Regions from separate parts of the Homo sapiens genome. Here regions 1 and 2 are each linked to region 3. A link is a loop called in an ENCODE intact Hi-C map of the cell type or tissue named here. Cell type or tissue: B cell. All regions are shown on one strand.

What was found. Peaks named below come from ENCODE experiments on the same cell type or tissue, not always from the same donor. Only the 100,000 strongest peaks of a DNase experiment are listed, where the experiment ranks them.
Region 1: it touches region 3 in a loop (2.5-fold over the local background); 4 of 110 quality-filtered maps call a loop at or near these places.
Region 2: a loop joins it to region 3, with 1.9 times the contacts of the local background. A loop is called at or near these places in 4 of 110 quality-filtered maps.

Annotation. Positions count from the first base shown.
Region 1 is chr6:69,930,325-69,935,324 of GRCh38, reverse strand. COL19A1 (collagen type XIX alpha 1 chain) reads right to left here. Exons shown (of 51, transcript NM_001858.6): 7 at 2,462-2,542. Among named protein-coding and RNA genes, the nearest start is that of COL19A1, 66 kb to the right of the region's middle. In B cell, no CTCF peak of the experiment used is centred here; no DNase peak of the experiment used is centred here; H3K27ac peaks cover 2,201 bases.
Region 2 is chr6:69,984,800-69,989,799 of GRCh38, reverse strand. The region is part of intron 11 of COL19A1 (collagen type XIX alpha 1 chain); the gene reads right to left. Among named protein-coding and RNA genes, the nearest start is that of COL19A1, 120 kb to the right of the region's middle. In B cell, no CTCF peak of the experiment used is centred here; no DNase peak of the experiment used is centred here; H3K27ac peaks cover 2,416 bases.
Region 3 is chr6:69,865,136-69,870,135 of GRCh38, reverse strand. It overlaps COL19A1 (collagen type XIX alpha 1 chain), which reads right to left and starts at 3,580. Exons shown (of 51, transcript NM_001858.6): 1 at 3,496-3,580. RefSeq lists silencers at 2,543-2,612, 2,623-2,672, 2,893-2,942. In B cell, CTCF peaks have their summits at 2,422 and 2,627 (motif pointing left); DNase peaks (open chromatin) are centred at 1,655, 2,725, 3,345 and 3,525; H3K4me3 peaks cover 4,745 bases; H3K27ac peaks cover 4,962 bases.

The sequences.
Region 1 (5,000 bases), 65 kb before region 3:
ATAAACCTGTCCACACTCCACAAAAAGTGCCTAGAGGCAACACCAAACATACAAGTAAGGACTCTTCTCCTCGTAAAACCTCTGGTTTTGATTTGACACATATTCAGTATTAGCCCTTAAAAATTTAACCACATTTCTCATTTATTTTCAACAAATGTTACTGATTTCATCCTTCTCTTAATATTTGTTCTTCATTCTTTTTATATCTAGAGTCATGAAACTTAACTACTTTAGAAACTGAAAATCCAATAGAAACAAAGAAGCATCTTTATAGGTGATCTTTAAAAAATGTTGCCTTTGAAATGCTTTATAAAATATTGACAACCAGAAAACATGTGTGATTTGAAATTCCAGGACAAAATTAGATATTTAAGCAACTACATTAAAAATTTCTGAGTTCAAAACATTTTGCAACAAAAAAGAAAATAAATACAATTCGTATTGGAAGTAGAGCAGATGCATTTAAATGGCTTTTATATAATTATTTATCCTTCCAACTGTACATTCCTATTCATAAAATGTAGTATGTTTCTATTTTTTGTTAGTCATTAAATGAATGGTGATATCCCCTCCAAATAATTGTCAGCAAAAATACAGTCTTTCCTTATTTTTTCCATAGTCAGAGATAAATTCCTACCTTGTGTTCTATTCTTTAAAACTAACTCCCAAATAATCTTTTCAAAATATGATTTAAAAATCTTTTGTTCATAATGTGTGAGATCATGTCACTGCTTTGAATTACCAACCATTCCACCCAATTCATCACCTATACTTCTTAAACAATTTCCTCATAAATCAGGTGGAAAGTTTCTATTACATTAATATAATGATAAAGGGCAGTGATTACTGGCTAATTATATAATATTCAGATATATCAAAATATCATTATATTACTTTACAACCAGAGAAAGTTATTACTTTAAAAACTCTGACATCAAAAAAGCATAATTAAAAACAAAATTTTGGGGGAATTAACATCTTTAAGATTTAAATGTGTAGCTCCAGGAAGTCTAGGTATTTCAAGTCTGTAGATTGGCATTCTAAATTATCTTTTCAGATATTTATAGAAAGATATTTGGCTGGCTGGCATTTTACTTGGAATGAGATACATGAAGTGGATTGGAGATATGCTTTATAAAGCCAAGTTACAAAAGCAAAACATATAATACTTGAAAGACTTAGCTATGCTTTAAGTCACTAAAGCTATGCTTTAAGCTATGCTTTGGTCACATTCTTATTTCACTACCCAAAGTGAGCTACAAAAGTCAAAAATATTTTTGAATCATAAATTGTTGATAAAATTTTCATATAATTTTCTATGGCAAGTATAGAACATTTATGAAATCTAAGATCCAAAGAAAAGACATTTTCACCTTTTACTTGCACTTTTCATATGCTCTTTCTGTACTTTTTTTTAGAACCAGTCCCCTTTGAATATCTTTCTGTCCCATTTATCTTTTTTAGTAATTGGTAAGTCAATAAATCAAACAATGATTGTCTACTTTTTCCAAATGAAGCATTAGGAATAAAAAAGTTTATCAAGGTAAAACTTCCCTTACTGAGTCTGAATTGTACTTAAATCAATTTAAAAACAAATATAGTTACACCTAGTAATATAAGATAGCACACACGGCCATTACACTGAGAGATACAGAAAGTATTGAATTTAGTATTTTTCTTGTAATGAAAGATTGGTATAAGTAAGTAACAGTTGTATGGTTAGGTTGGGAATATTTAGAATGAGAGGCTGAGAAACTGCATTTATATTTCACTTCCAACAGGAGTCACTTAAGAGAAAGACATGAAGAGAGGGCAGGGAATGTGCCTTAATCATGTTTGTTAGCCCTGTTCCTTAGCACAGTGTTTAGAAGGTCAGTGTTTCTGAATAAAGTGTTTGCTGGAAGAGAGTGAATGAATATACAAAGCAGTGACTCAGACTTATTCTGGTTATGCTGCAAAGCAAAGGGGCAGGACATAGGGAAGGCAGTTGATCCAATAATGATTGATATCCCAGACACGAGGTAAATGTACACTTTGGCAGTAACAGGAAAATGGAAGATAAGGATGAAAAGTCTATGTCAAAGGAAAGCTAGCCAGGATGGGTGACAGGGTAGAAAAGGAAAATGAGTGAGAATAAAGTATGATCACAGATTTAAAACTTCTGTAACTGGAAATGATGCTGCTGTCAGAACATAGTTTAGGAAGAAAGGCATAACTTTAAGTTATACTGAGTTCAAAGTGAGTATATATTACCCTCAAAATTAAGGGTGAAATGCTGGGATTAAAACTGTTGAAAGTAACCATGAGAAAGCACTATGAATGCTTCCTTACTAGGAATAAATTACCCACCTGGCTTCAACAGAACACACTCAGTGCTACCCTACATTTGGACTCTACAAACTATGCCACTAAAAGATAATTGGCGTTCTTCATTCTTCATATGCAAAGAAAATTAACTTACCTTAGTATCTGATATTTCACAACATGTTTCTTGAGCTATGAGGTTTGCACTGCAGTAGATTTTAAGTTGGTGAAGTTCAATCTATGAAAAAATTAGTAATAAGAAACATCTTTAGTTTTTTGGAATCACATTCAGGCAGTTAAGAACTACAGTAATTTAATCAGAAAGAAAAAGGAAGCTAATATAAATAAATTACTGGTGGATATTTTAATGTTTTTATTAAATGTAGGATTCATTGTTTTGTGGACTACTTGAGAGACATAGAGTTGGATATAGAGATGGATCTATAGATAAAGGAAATCAGGTAATGAAAGCAATTGCAAACCTTGGCTAGCTGTTTCAAACAATAAAATAGAAGTACTTAATTTTAAAAAAGCTATTGTTTTACACTACAGTAAAGAATGCCCACAAAATGAGGCCATTTCAAAATAAAAAAAAAATTGGAGAAAAGGTAAAATCAAAGATATGAGCACATGATGAGAAAGGCTTTATTTGTACTTCCAGACTCCTATTTGAGGCACTGAAATAGGTGTTCACTTACCAACAAGGAAAAAAAATTTTTTATCTATATTTCACGAATTCTGCCTAAAACCTATTGATTTTATATTATATTGGTATAATCTAAGCAGGGCTAACAACCTTTTTACAAAAATAATTGATTCCTTCTATTTGCTTAGCAGATTTCTCTTTTTTTGGCATTTGGACATGAAATTAACTGTAGTTCAAGGAAAGTAAAATCATGCCTTTAAATGCAAGATGAAATCAACACCTAAGAAAAAGTAAATAGTACTGATTATTGATAAAATAGCAATATAATAAATTCTTAAATAGGCTGTTTGAATTCTTTAAGCACTGAAATGTATTAAATAATGCATTATTTTGAGGTCAATAAGTACTTTATACAGAAAGACCCAACTCTAATCTTATAATAATTAATCTTATAATAATAGAAAGCAGGCATTTGTGATTAGAGGTGAATCTCTACTCCAACTTTAAAAGCAAAAAGGGGGGAAAAATCTATAACTTTTACTTTTCGCCTCAGATGAACAAAATCAATGCAGTTCATAGAATGCGTTAACAACTCCAGACATCTTACAGATTCATGAGCAGCCTAAGATTTGCAGAAAATGCAAAATCATGAGACTAAATGAAATGTAATGATTTATGTTCTGTAACTTTTTGCAAGGTTATTAAGGTTAATTTTTATTTATAAAATTTAAATACACCGTCTTACATAGTATAATGAAATACCAGCAGTAACATATGAATTATTTAGAATGAAGAATGAGAACTCTAGTTAATTAATATTGTTCTTAACTAAACTTTTTTATTATCACTGTTATCAAAATAGTCAATAAATATTGAAATCCTATTATGTACCATCCATTGTACCAGGTCCTGCTTATGAATTGTTTTACTTAACTAAAGATAGATGATCAATTTTCAAAGGATTACAACCTGATTGAGTTCCATGACATTGAAATGACAGTCAGAATAGTTTATGCTTTGTTTATTCATTCATTACTTTAGAATGCTTCACTGATATAGTGCTTTAGAAGGAGAATGCTTAAGGCTAAATCTGTACTGATGCTTGTCAAAATGCTGAGTTGATTTAAAAAAAAATCTTCATATCAGTTTTGTCACTTTCTCACAAAAATACACAGGTGGGATAGGTGAAATAAAACTAAATCATGATAATTTTTTTCAATAACACACAGCCCAAATAAACACATTTTCACACCATAACAGATCTTATGAATCACAGAGCTTGTACAGAGATGATGAAAAATTAATCCATTCAAAGTTTCAGTAGAACCAAGAATCTTTTATAAAAATATGTATTTTGTTTGTTTAACTCAAACAGTGACTATCTCCAAAAATATTGCATCATTGTGACATGCCTTCAAGTTTATCCTCAAATGAACCAAGAATCCACATGAAATTATGAAACCACTGTAATACCACGGTTTTTACCTATATCCTTTTTATAAGGATTCACGTGATATTCTTTAGCCTCAAATTGTGGGATCAATTCTTTTGTTTGTTTGTTTGTTTTTTGTTTTTTGAGACAAAGTCTTGCTCTGTCGCTCAAGCTGGAGTGCAGTGGCATGATCTTGGCTCATTGTAACCTCCCCCTCCTGCCTCAGCCTCCCGAGTAGCTGGGATTACAGGCGTGTGCCACCACATCTGGCTAATTTTTTGTATTTTTAGTAGAGACAGGGTTTCACCATGTTAGCCAGGATGGTCTCGATCTCCTGACCTCGTCATCTGCCCACCTCGGCCTCCCAAAGTGCTGGGATTACAGGCATGAGCCACTGCGCCTAGCCCGGGATCAATTCTATCCTTGGGTGAGAAGTTAATGAGACACAGGACATAGAACACTCAATCTTCTTAGATTGAGGTCCAAGACTGGATCTCATTCTTGCAAAAACTCTAAGAAATAAACTATAAACTGTTTATACATAATAAACTAAGAAAACGTGCAGCCATCAAATTTAGATATATCTAACTTTTTTAAGATTACAGACCTTGTTCTCTA
Region 2 (5,000 bases), 120 kb before region 3:
TATTTTGACATAGTAAAGTGGGAGAGCCAGGGTTTGAACCTAGACCATTCTGTTCTAGAAATTGGCTCTTAAATTTTAGTCTAATTCTGTGGCTATTGAGCAAGTTTCCATGTTTTAGGTAGGATCTAGATCAGTGGTGTCCAATCTTTTGCCTTCCCTGGGCCACATTGGAAGAAGAATTATCTTGGGCCACACATAAAATACACTAACACTAACAATAGCTGATGAGCAAAAAAAAAAAAAAAAGTAAAAAACTCTCATTATGTTAGTTTACGAATTTGTGTTGAGTCACATTCAAAGCTGTTCTAGGCCGTGGTTGGGACAAGCTTGATCTACATCAAAAGAAATAGAGGGACGTTATTCTAGAACAAGGGAAAAGTAAAAGAAAAGGCACAAATATATGGATTAGCAAGTTACTTGCTTTAGGTAAAGCACAGGATTCCGAAAAAGGAAAATTCTATGAAACTAAATTGGAAAGGCAGGCAGAATCAGGTTGTAGAAACCACGAAGGGCAAGTTAGGGATGTCTGGACATGCTCTTTTAGCCATTGAGGAGGCACTGACTCTTTTTGAGTAGAACCCCGGCATTGTACTTTTTGGAGAGTAATGGAGCTAGTTATGTAGGAAAAAATTAGTGGGTAAAAAACTTAGCGGTATGTAATTTACTTAGAAACCTATTCCAACAATCTAGGCAAAGGCAAGGAAAGCCAGAACTTAGGGAAATGCCATGGGGCTGAAAAAGAAGGGCGGCTATGAGAAATGAGATGTGACAGGAAAAGAGGGGAGAAGCAAGAGTTCATAAAAATTACAGGTTTCAGACCTGTGCAAAGCCCAGAAGGATGGTGATGTTATCAGCACAAATAGAAAAGAGCAAATGCAGGAAGAAAAGCAGATGTGAAAGGAAAGCAGAAGGGTTTTGTTTTGAACATGCTGAACCAAAGGAATAAATGGGACATCCAGGAGGAGATGTCTAACAGGTAGTTGGGTAAAGTAGACCAGACTCCAGGAAAGATATCAGGTTTAGGTTATAGATTTAGGAACCATCCTCTTGAGAGATGATGATTGAACTGATAAGACAAGTTGAGACTGCTGAGGGAGGAGGGGAAGAGGTTTGTTTTGAATCTCCAACGGTATTATCAGTCTCTTAACACGTGGGTGTTGTTTTCTAGTTCCTTTTTATTCCACCAGAGCATCTAGCACAGAACTCAGTAAACTTTCTTGTCTGATACATGGAAAGGTATAAGAGGTGCTAGAAGTCTTTTCATAAGCAGTAGTGATTTCCCAAATGATTCCGGTATAGCATTTATTTATCAGTAGCAACGATCATTTGTTTTATTAATTTCTCATCTGGGAACTAATAAGGAAAAGCCAACTATTAAAAGCCCACATATGGTGGAGGGCAGAAGACCCTTTTCAGATACTTCATGCAAAATCCTAAGCACTAAGCACACTAAGTAATGCTTATCTTTTGGCCTATATTACTTTAATAATGGTGGTGCTGTAATTCACTATGGAATTTATAGTCAAATCTAGTGAATATGAGGAGTACAGGAAATGACATGTAACCTTTTCACTGCCTTTGGTGTAGTAAACCACTGATGAGGCTGCAGTTAGAGAATGAACATATAAGAATGGGGAAAGAAAATGGTAATAATGCTGCACTTTTGCATATTTAAGTCATTTCGAATCTGGTGTTTAAAACTTCTTTAAAAAACAAAATAAAGATCTGTTTCTTACAGCAGGGTCAATAGTGAACCATTTTTGAGTCTTTTCCAGAACCTGTATGAGTCAGAGTATTTGGTTTAAAGCTTTAAGGGTCCAAATAATTATCTTTCTTACATGCTGTACTCAGTTTATTCCTCCCATGTCAGAACTAGATGTTCATACTTAATTCTAAACTTTTCACATTTCCCTTTTACTGTAACCCTGGGTTGAGAAAGCCCACTACTTGAGTAAATTTTCTAGGCAATTTTCTGGTATTAAGAACTCCATTCCATTAGGGGCTCTCTCCAGGAGAAGGAAGAATGTTAGGAGGCTCCCAAGTAAGCATGGCAGGGAATCCTTACCAACAATCAAGAACCAACCCCACAAGGCAGTTAAGCACAGCTGGGAGGTATTTTGTTAGATTCAAGTCCTAGAAGCCAGTGAAAGAAAGAGCTGTGATACAAACGGTGGTGCTTATGTCTTTCACATTTGGAAAATTTCACAAGCACATAAGGACCTCTAGCCGATTCTATATGTTAAAAACACAGTGTTGTTTGTGAAACCAAGCAATCGTTTTAAGGACTTTCAAGTCTCTAGTGTGAGATTTGTTTCAAATTTATTTCAGCTATCAGAGTTGATCCTTCTCAGTAGCCAATGATGAATTTTCCTTCAGTATAGCCGTATGTCTGGGTCAAGAATAAGTCTAATTTTCACTGAGTCAAGAGGATAATGTTTGCACTTGTAAAATGAGAAAACAGGAAAAACAAATTTAGACATAGAGTTATTAGTAAATAATAAAATTCCATTTTTTATAATTCCACTTTGAGGAAGACTGTAGGATAAATGAACATGACAGAAGGATTTTATTTTGCTGTGTTTTGTTTTGTGTTGGTGTAGCTAGTGATGTGCTGCAGATAAGAGTCAGTTATCATTGCTGAATATCCATAGGCCTTGAGTGGACACCTTTGGGATGATGCCTCTTGATTTTGAACAACAACAAAAAAAGATTTTTAAGGAATATCAAAAGTCATGCCTGTAGTCCCAGCTACTCGGGAGGCTGAGGTGGGAGGATCTCTTGAGCCCAAGAGGTCAAGGCTGCAGTGAGCTGTGTTTTCTCTGCTGCACTCCAGCCCGGGTGACAGAGTGAGACTGTCTCAAACAACACAACACAACACAACACAAAATGAAACAAAATACAAAAAGTATCCAAAATCTTAGAAATAGAATTTCTAATGGGCAATTGCACTCAAATATCTTATTAATGCATTTTCCAATTGCAGCTACAAAGTTAGAGCTCCATGTCTCAGTCTTAGAGCCAGAAAGCTCAGTGGCTTTCTAAATAAGACCAAGTTGGGCACTGGAGACCAGAACTGGTTTCAAAATAAGCATTACTTGAAGAAAGTTTAAGGAATTGTAGTATAAACTCTGCGGTCAAAGTATATATGCCCAGAAGTTCGTTCTAGATAGGGCTTCACATATTTAGTACATTATGTGTATAGGTTTGCACATTAAAATAACTGCTCTCAAACTTTAGTTGTTATGCAACCATCTCTAAGAGAGTTTATTAAAATGCAAATTCCCAAGGCACATGCCTAGACTTCTGATCCAGGGGATCAGGAATGAGGCTCAGAAACAGGCATTTTAAGCACCCACGAGATTGTGATGTAGGTGGTTTTTCAGATCACGTTATGAGAAACACTGGACATAATTTATACCCAATGCTTCTCATTGAAGTATATCCATTGGTAACTAACAATCAATAACCTCAGCTTAAACTGAAACATATAATCCCTCACATTTCTGACTTATAAAAGGAGGATTAATATATATATATGTGTGTGTGTATATATATATATATATATATATATATATATAAAACGTGTAAGTCATTTAACATTTTACTGGCAGCTATTATTTTAATTGACACTTTTCTATGTATGTTATTTGAAACTAAAAACAATGTAATTAGCGGCAAAATTTGCTTTCTTCCTGACTTTGTAGACTGTCTTACTGAAAAAGAAAGAGTTCTTTATTTTCATTTTTCATGACTAAGCAAGACAAACATATTCAAATTCTAGGTTACTGAAGCAAGCTCCTTAAGTAGAATATGACATGAAGAATATATGTTTTAACAAGGCCCTGAACTGTATTTTCCAAAGACCCTAATGGGCCCACTAGACTTGTTATAATCTATTAAGTTCAATTTATGTAGGTGGAAAGTCCTTAAATATGCATTTTATGATAATATGCCTTTTAAGATGTCCCCTGATATATATTACACACACTACTAGACTATAATGGCTATTAACTCAGTAAAATTAATAATATGCATTTTTAAATGCCCTAAACTTTCAAAGACTCTCAGGAGAGACATTTCTGAGCAAAGTTTTGAAATAAGGAAAATTTTCACAGTTTTTTAGACAAAGAAATAGAAGTTTAAGGAATTTTTGAAAACGTTCAGTAATGGTGAAGGAAACTTAGGTTCCAGGGTCCTGGCTGTTTGCATATATACTCAGCTACTTTTTTTTTCAGAAGTCCTATCTTCTTATTAGCATGTCTCTACTTTCCACTCTTGATACTCATTTTAAAGTGGTCCTAATTTTCCTGATTAAGCTATCTCTTCAATAGACCTGACTGAAAAGTCTCTGAGTCATCTCTCATCCTTCACCCCCTTTGCTAATGTTGCTGAACTCGCCACTGGACCATAGACCTCTGGATGGCAGTAAGGGTGTTTCTCTTCTGAGGAATGAGTAAAGAAATGATGATGCTGCTTTCATGTTTGGCATTAGTCATTTTCAACTGATTCTCTTAAAGTCTCTTCCTCTGAAAGTTAGTACCTCACTACTTAAACAAATGGAATTATTCAGTTAAAGATTCCAAAACCATCCCACACAACAAAACTCATATTGAATGCCATTTTTAACCTTGTACTATTAAAATTTCAATAGTGAGGAATTCAGTTTCAAGTTTTATCTTACCCAAGGAAACAATTCTTCCCTTAAAAGACATGTTTTGAGGTGTACTTTGTATTCTGATCCCAACTACAAGTGGGTAGGGAGACATTTTGAACCTACCCAAATTAAACCTAATGTTTTTTCTTCAAATGTTACCAGTTCTTAAATGCAGCTCTTAAATTACACATTTGGTTATTACATTTGCATTAATTATTTCTTTAAAATGAAGAAAATTATCAATCTCCTATGGAAATAGGTTTTAGGCTGGCTAATCTCAGATAACTCCCGAGCAACATTCAAACACTCAATGATAGAAGACTAATGGCTAAAATGTCCCCAAGGA
Region 3 (5,000 bases):
CCATTAAGTAATATAGACAGGTATGGGCTTAACATCTGTAGAATGATGGGCATAAAGAAAAGAATGATGGAGAAATAGAGTAAAAATTACTAAAAGAAAGCTCAGTGAACATAATTTCAGTTACTTAGTGGGACAAAAAAATAGTACTATTGAAGTTGCTCTCTGCCTCCACAGAAAGCATACTCCCTAGTTCCTAATGTTTGTACTACTTTGAAATATGTCCAACTCTATTACATTTCCTCAGTTTTGTTATTACTTCTGTTACTTCCAAACTAGTGTCTACATTCCAGAGGGTCTCAAACCTGGGATTCCCTTTGAGCACACTTAACCTATTCTCTCCATTCTCATCAACTTGTCTGTTTTACCGACTCACTTCTCTGAACTATGATTTGTTTCCATCAACTTTTCCGGTACCATTCTCAATTTCAACCATCACAACTGACCTACATTTTTTTCTGATTACAATTCTCTTGCTCTGTTGTGTTCCACAGATATATCTATATCAATGATCCAATATCATCTTAAATTAATATATAATATATGGCCGTATTTTCAAATTCATCCTTTTTCCCATTTTTTTTCAATTTGAAGGGCTCTACTGGTTTTCTGATCTAATAATCTTAAAATTTCACAATTACTTTTGATTTCTCTTAAAAAGAGGAGGTCAGAAATCCTTTGTGCTTCATAACGTATGCATAGATAAGAGAGGCCTAATAGTCCACTCTGCATACATCATATTTCTATCGAATTTAATATGCAACTTGCTCACCTGATTATTTTATTATTGGCTTACAAAATAACACCCTAAAAAGCCTATTGCTTCTTAGCCAGTCCTTTCCAATCTCTCCTTGGCAGGTGCTATCTGCTCTACTCATCTCAGATTTCACCCCGCTTGGATTTTCTGTCTTACCAGGCACATGACTGTTTGCTCCTACCTCTAAGCCTTCACACATGCAATTTCTTCTGGCTGGAATGCCCTCCCTGCTGGATCTCTTCTGCTAAGCTAGTTATTCTCTGCCTGTTTAAGATGTACATCCTCAATGTGGCCTGCCTCAGATGACTCAATTCTGGTCCTATTCATTCTGGGTTTTTTTTTTTTCCAGCATCTTTTCAGGGTTATATATTAGCATATCTATAGCCCTACTTCCTTGCATTTCAGTTTATTTTTCATACTTCAATTGAATTTTCATTTGTGATGCCTCTTAGTCACACTACCATGGTTTCTAACTTCATATCTTCTTCCGCCTCTAGAACCATTGACTCTGTGTACCCACATTGGCATTTCTGCCTGCTGGAGAAAATAAACTAAAATTGCAGCAGGAGAGATTAAACTGGAGGACCAGAAAGTAGATGGAAATTTTCCATTTTTGGAAAATACCAACAGTTCCCATCTGTTTTGGATGGTTTTCTAGGATGAGAATGATTCAGATATAGAGATGATGTCCCAATTGTGGTAATAATCACATTTGGGTTTCTTTCACCTTTTTGCTCTTTCTTAGTCCTGTCCATTTCAGTTTCAGGTTCACTTTCCTGCTCTTTTGCCATACTGTCTCCCTCCTTTCCCAGGAAACCCCATTTAGGTCCCTTAGCACTTAGAGAGCTCAGGTAGGACAAAACCTAACGGAAGCACCTGACAGTTACTTTCTCCACTTTCTATCCCCTAGAGAGAGCATAAATTTTCTGCCTCTGGGGGTCACCCTCCTCTTTTTCATCCTGAAGAGATATTCCTACACAAAAACCCTGTCAGCCCTCCTCAGGAAGGGGCATTTATGCATGTTTTTCACCACTGGAATACCTAAATATCTCAGCTTTGCAGGCCCATATCAAAGATCTCTCTACTTAGAGAGGGTCCTGCAAGTTTCCCACCACTCAAAAACAAGGAGATGCCAAGACCCCACATACGAGCAGGGGCTCTTTTCTTTCTTTTTTTTTTTTCCCTTTAGTCTCCTAAAGAATTATAGCAGTGTTTGATTCGGGCAGAGGGGGAGGCATTGGTGTTCTCTCCTTTTTGGGGAGGGGTGGTGGTTGAAAATAGATACTGGTGTGCGTTTGTTTCATCTCCTCCATTAACAGGCAGATGTAAATTCCCCTACAGCAGAGTGATTATCCTCACATCTTAATCCTCCTCAGACTTATCCAAGCAGAAGATGGGACTGAGTCGTCTTGGAATTGGGGATTGAGGGAGGTGGCGCAATTTATTTCCCTTACTCTTCCATCTCCCAATCTCAAGCTGTGGCCGATGATCACTCTCTTGCCTCTATTCACGGATTGTTCTATTAAAACTACTTATTATCAGCATTCTGGGCCCTCCTCTTTTTGCTCTCCAGCCCACTGTCCCCTGAGGCTGACAAGGCACGCTGGTCCCCTCTGCCTCTTCACCTTCTCATCAAATGAAGCTCCTCGGGGGCTCCTGTGGCACCCGCCTGTCCCCCAGCTCCTCTGCCCACCCTCTTGCCGGCTTCCCGCTCCCTCCGTAACCTCTAAGGGGGTTCGCTTACGCGCCCGCCTGCTCTCGGGGAGCTAGCGTGCCCGACGGCGTGCTTGGTTCCGGGCCAACAAACTTCCTCGCGACCCTGCAGCGCCCTAGCTGGGCCGCCCGGCGCCGCCTCCTGGTTCTCGGCCGCTGTGGCTGCGGCGCCGGCGCGCTCTCGGCGGTGGCCTCGGGACTCTGACAGCGGAGGCGGCAGAGGCTGGGGCCGCGTCTTCCTCGCGCCGCGACTGGGACGTTCCGGCGGCGGCGGCGGTGGCTGCAGGGAGGACTGCGGGGACGGCGGCGGCGCTGTGGCCGACCGCGCTGCGCATGCTGCAGGGTAATTAAGGAACAGGGCCGGACGCTCCGGAACGTGGTGGGGCTGGAGTCCGGGAATCCCCGCCCGCGCCCGCGCCGCCCCCCAGAAGCCGCACTTGGGAAAAACACCCACATGTGGAGTAGGTAACCCCGGGCCGGAGGGCACCGCACCGGAACCCCGCGTCTCTTAGCTTACGCCGCTTAACTGGCTGCCTCGCTTCCAGGGCTAACACCGTCAAAAAAAAAAAAAAAAAGCGCTCTAACGGCATGAATTGATAGTGAGTTTGTTTTACTCCTTTAACCCCCCATTTTTTTTGTAATGTATTTGATGTCTGTCCCTACCCGCATCAGCAGTGCTCCATAGTTCCGCTTCACAGACACACATAGCCAGAAAAACCACCTAGAACTTAGGTGTAACGCATGAAGCCTGCATCATGTGAACATAGGAACACGAACTACATGGTATGTACCACATGAGAGTGGCCGTCTCCTGCCAAACGTTTTTGGTCCCATCCTTAAGGCCCCTATGGAAACGTATGCAGGTGTGCATTATTTATCCACCTAAACATATTTCCATGTGTAGCACAGTTTTTACATTTTCTTGAAAAGCAGATGCACACAGATAACTAGGAACACGAGCAGATGACATAGCCCGGGCATGTGTGAGAGGGCAAGTGCAGAGCCGGTCGCAAAGCCGCGCAGCTTACCTTGAATTCGTATTTGAGCCCCTCAGAGGCGCAGTGGAGTCCGGACAGGGCTGCGGCACCGCCGAGGAGTGAGCTCCCTGCGAGTGGGGAAGGGGGACGCATCTCTGCCCTTATTAGTCTCTCCCAGTGTGACCCTCCCACTCCGCGAGGACAGAGGACTCTGCAAGAAGGTACTCAGCCAACTCAGGCACAGGTTTTCTTTAATGACAGCGATGTCGCCTTAGAGCTGGGAGTAATGCCTTTCAGGTTTATGTTTTACTAGCAGTTTCACAGATAAAATGACGGTTGGATGCAAATGCCTAGAGTTTCTCACTTCTGATCATGAAGTGTCTTCAAAGTATTATTGTATGTGGCAAACGTTCACGAGTAGGTAATTGGCTTTTTAACGGTTGAGCTAAGAAAATATATCATTTATGTTTCATTTTTTCACTTTTATGTCAAGAGTTTATATAAAGTTGATTAAGGCAGTCTGCCCACCTTCTAATCACGCTCATATGTAAACGTTTGTGTGGCTTGGTTTTTCTCAGTGTCCACAGAAGTATTTTGTGATTTTAAATACATCTTTCCATGGGTTGGTGCTTCCAATCTTGGCTTTTGAACTCTTTTGGGATCCCTTTGAATATGTGAAAGTGTCATTTTCCTGCAGATTTCTGTGTAGGTGCATGTATGTGTGTGTAGAGAGAGTATATATATATTTGTAGGCATATATAGTAGGTTTATATACATATATAGGAGGTATATATGGATACTTGTAGGCATATATATTTGTAGGTATATATACATATATAGTAAATTTATATGTATACATATAGTGTATGCATATGTATGTGTATATATGAAAAACAGAATGATTTATAGAATTCAGAAGAGTAAACCAGGCATTAGAAAACAGATAAACTGGTTTTACATTTTTATTTCAGTATTGCCACAGTGGGAGAAATAGGATAAATTATATTATTGATCCACAATGGTGAAAATCATCAAGCTTAAAAGTTACCTTAGAACCATAGAAATACACTTCACATATCAGAGCTCACAGATCAAGGAATAAATAAAATCAGGCAGGCAAAAAATAAAGATGTTAAGAAAAATGTTAAAAGATAGCTCCTTTCCACTTCATTGGAGTGAAACCATTAAAGTATCACTTGTGATTTTTAAACTTCTCTCTCAACCTAATCAAGATACCTGCAGTTTTAGAGTTCGGCATTCATGGTGATGCAAACCATGTTTCTATGTCAGGATTTAAAACCACTTGATACATTTCCTTCTCATATGATTTTCATCACTAATTTTTGGCTGACTGTGGAAAGAGGCCAAGGAGGGAGGATATTGCATGAGTCACGCTACTCAAATGGCCATTTGAAAAACATGATTCACAAACCTTCATTAGACTTTTGGTGATCAGTCTCTATTTTTTTGAAGTATTATCCCATTTGATTTTTTTCTTTCTCTAAGCAATTTTACTTTATATACCTTGCCATCACTAATGAATTGAACTAAGAGCA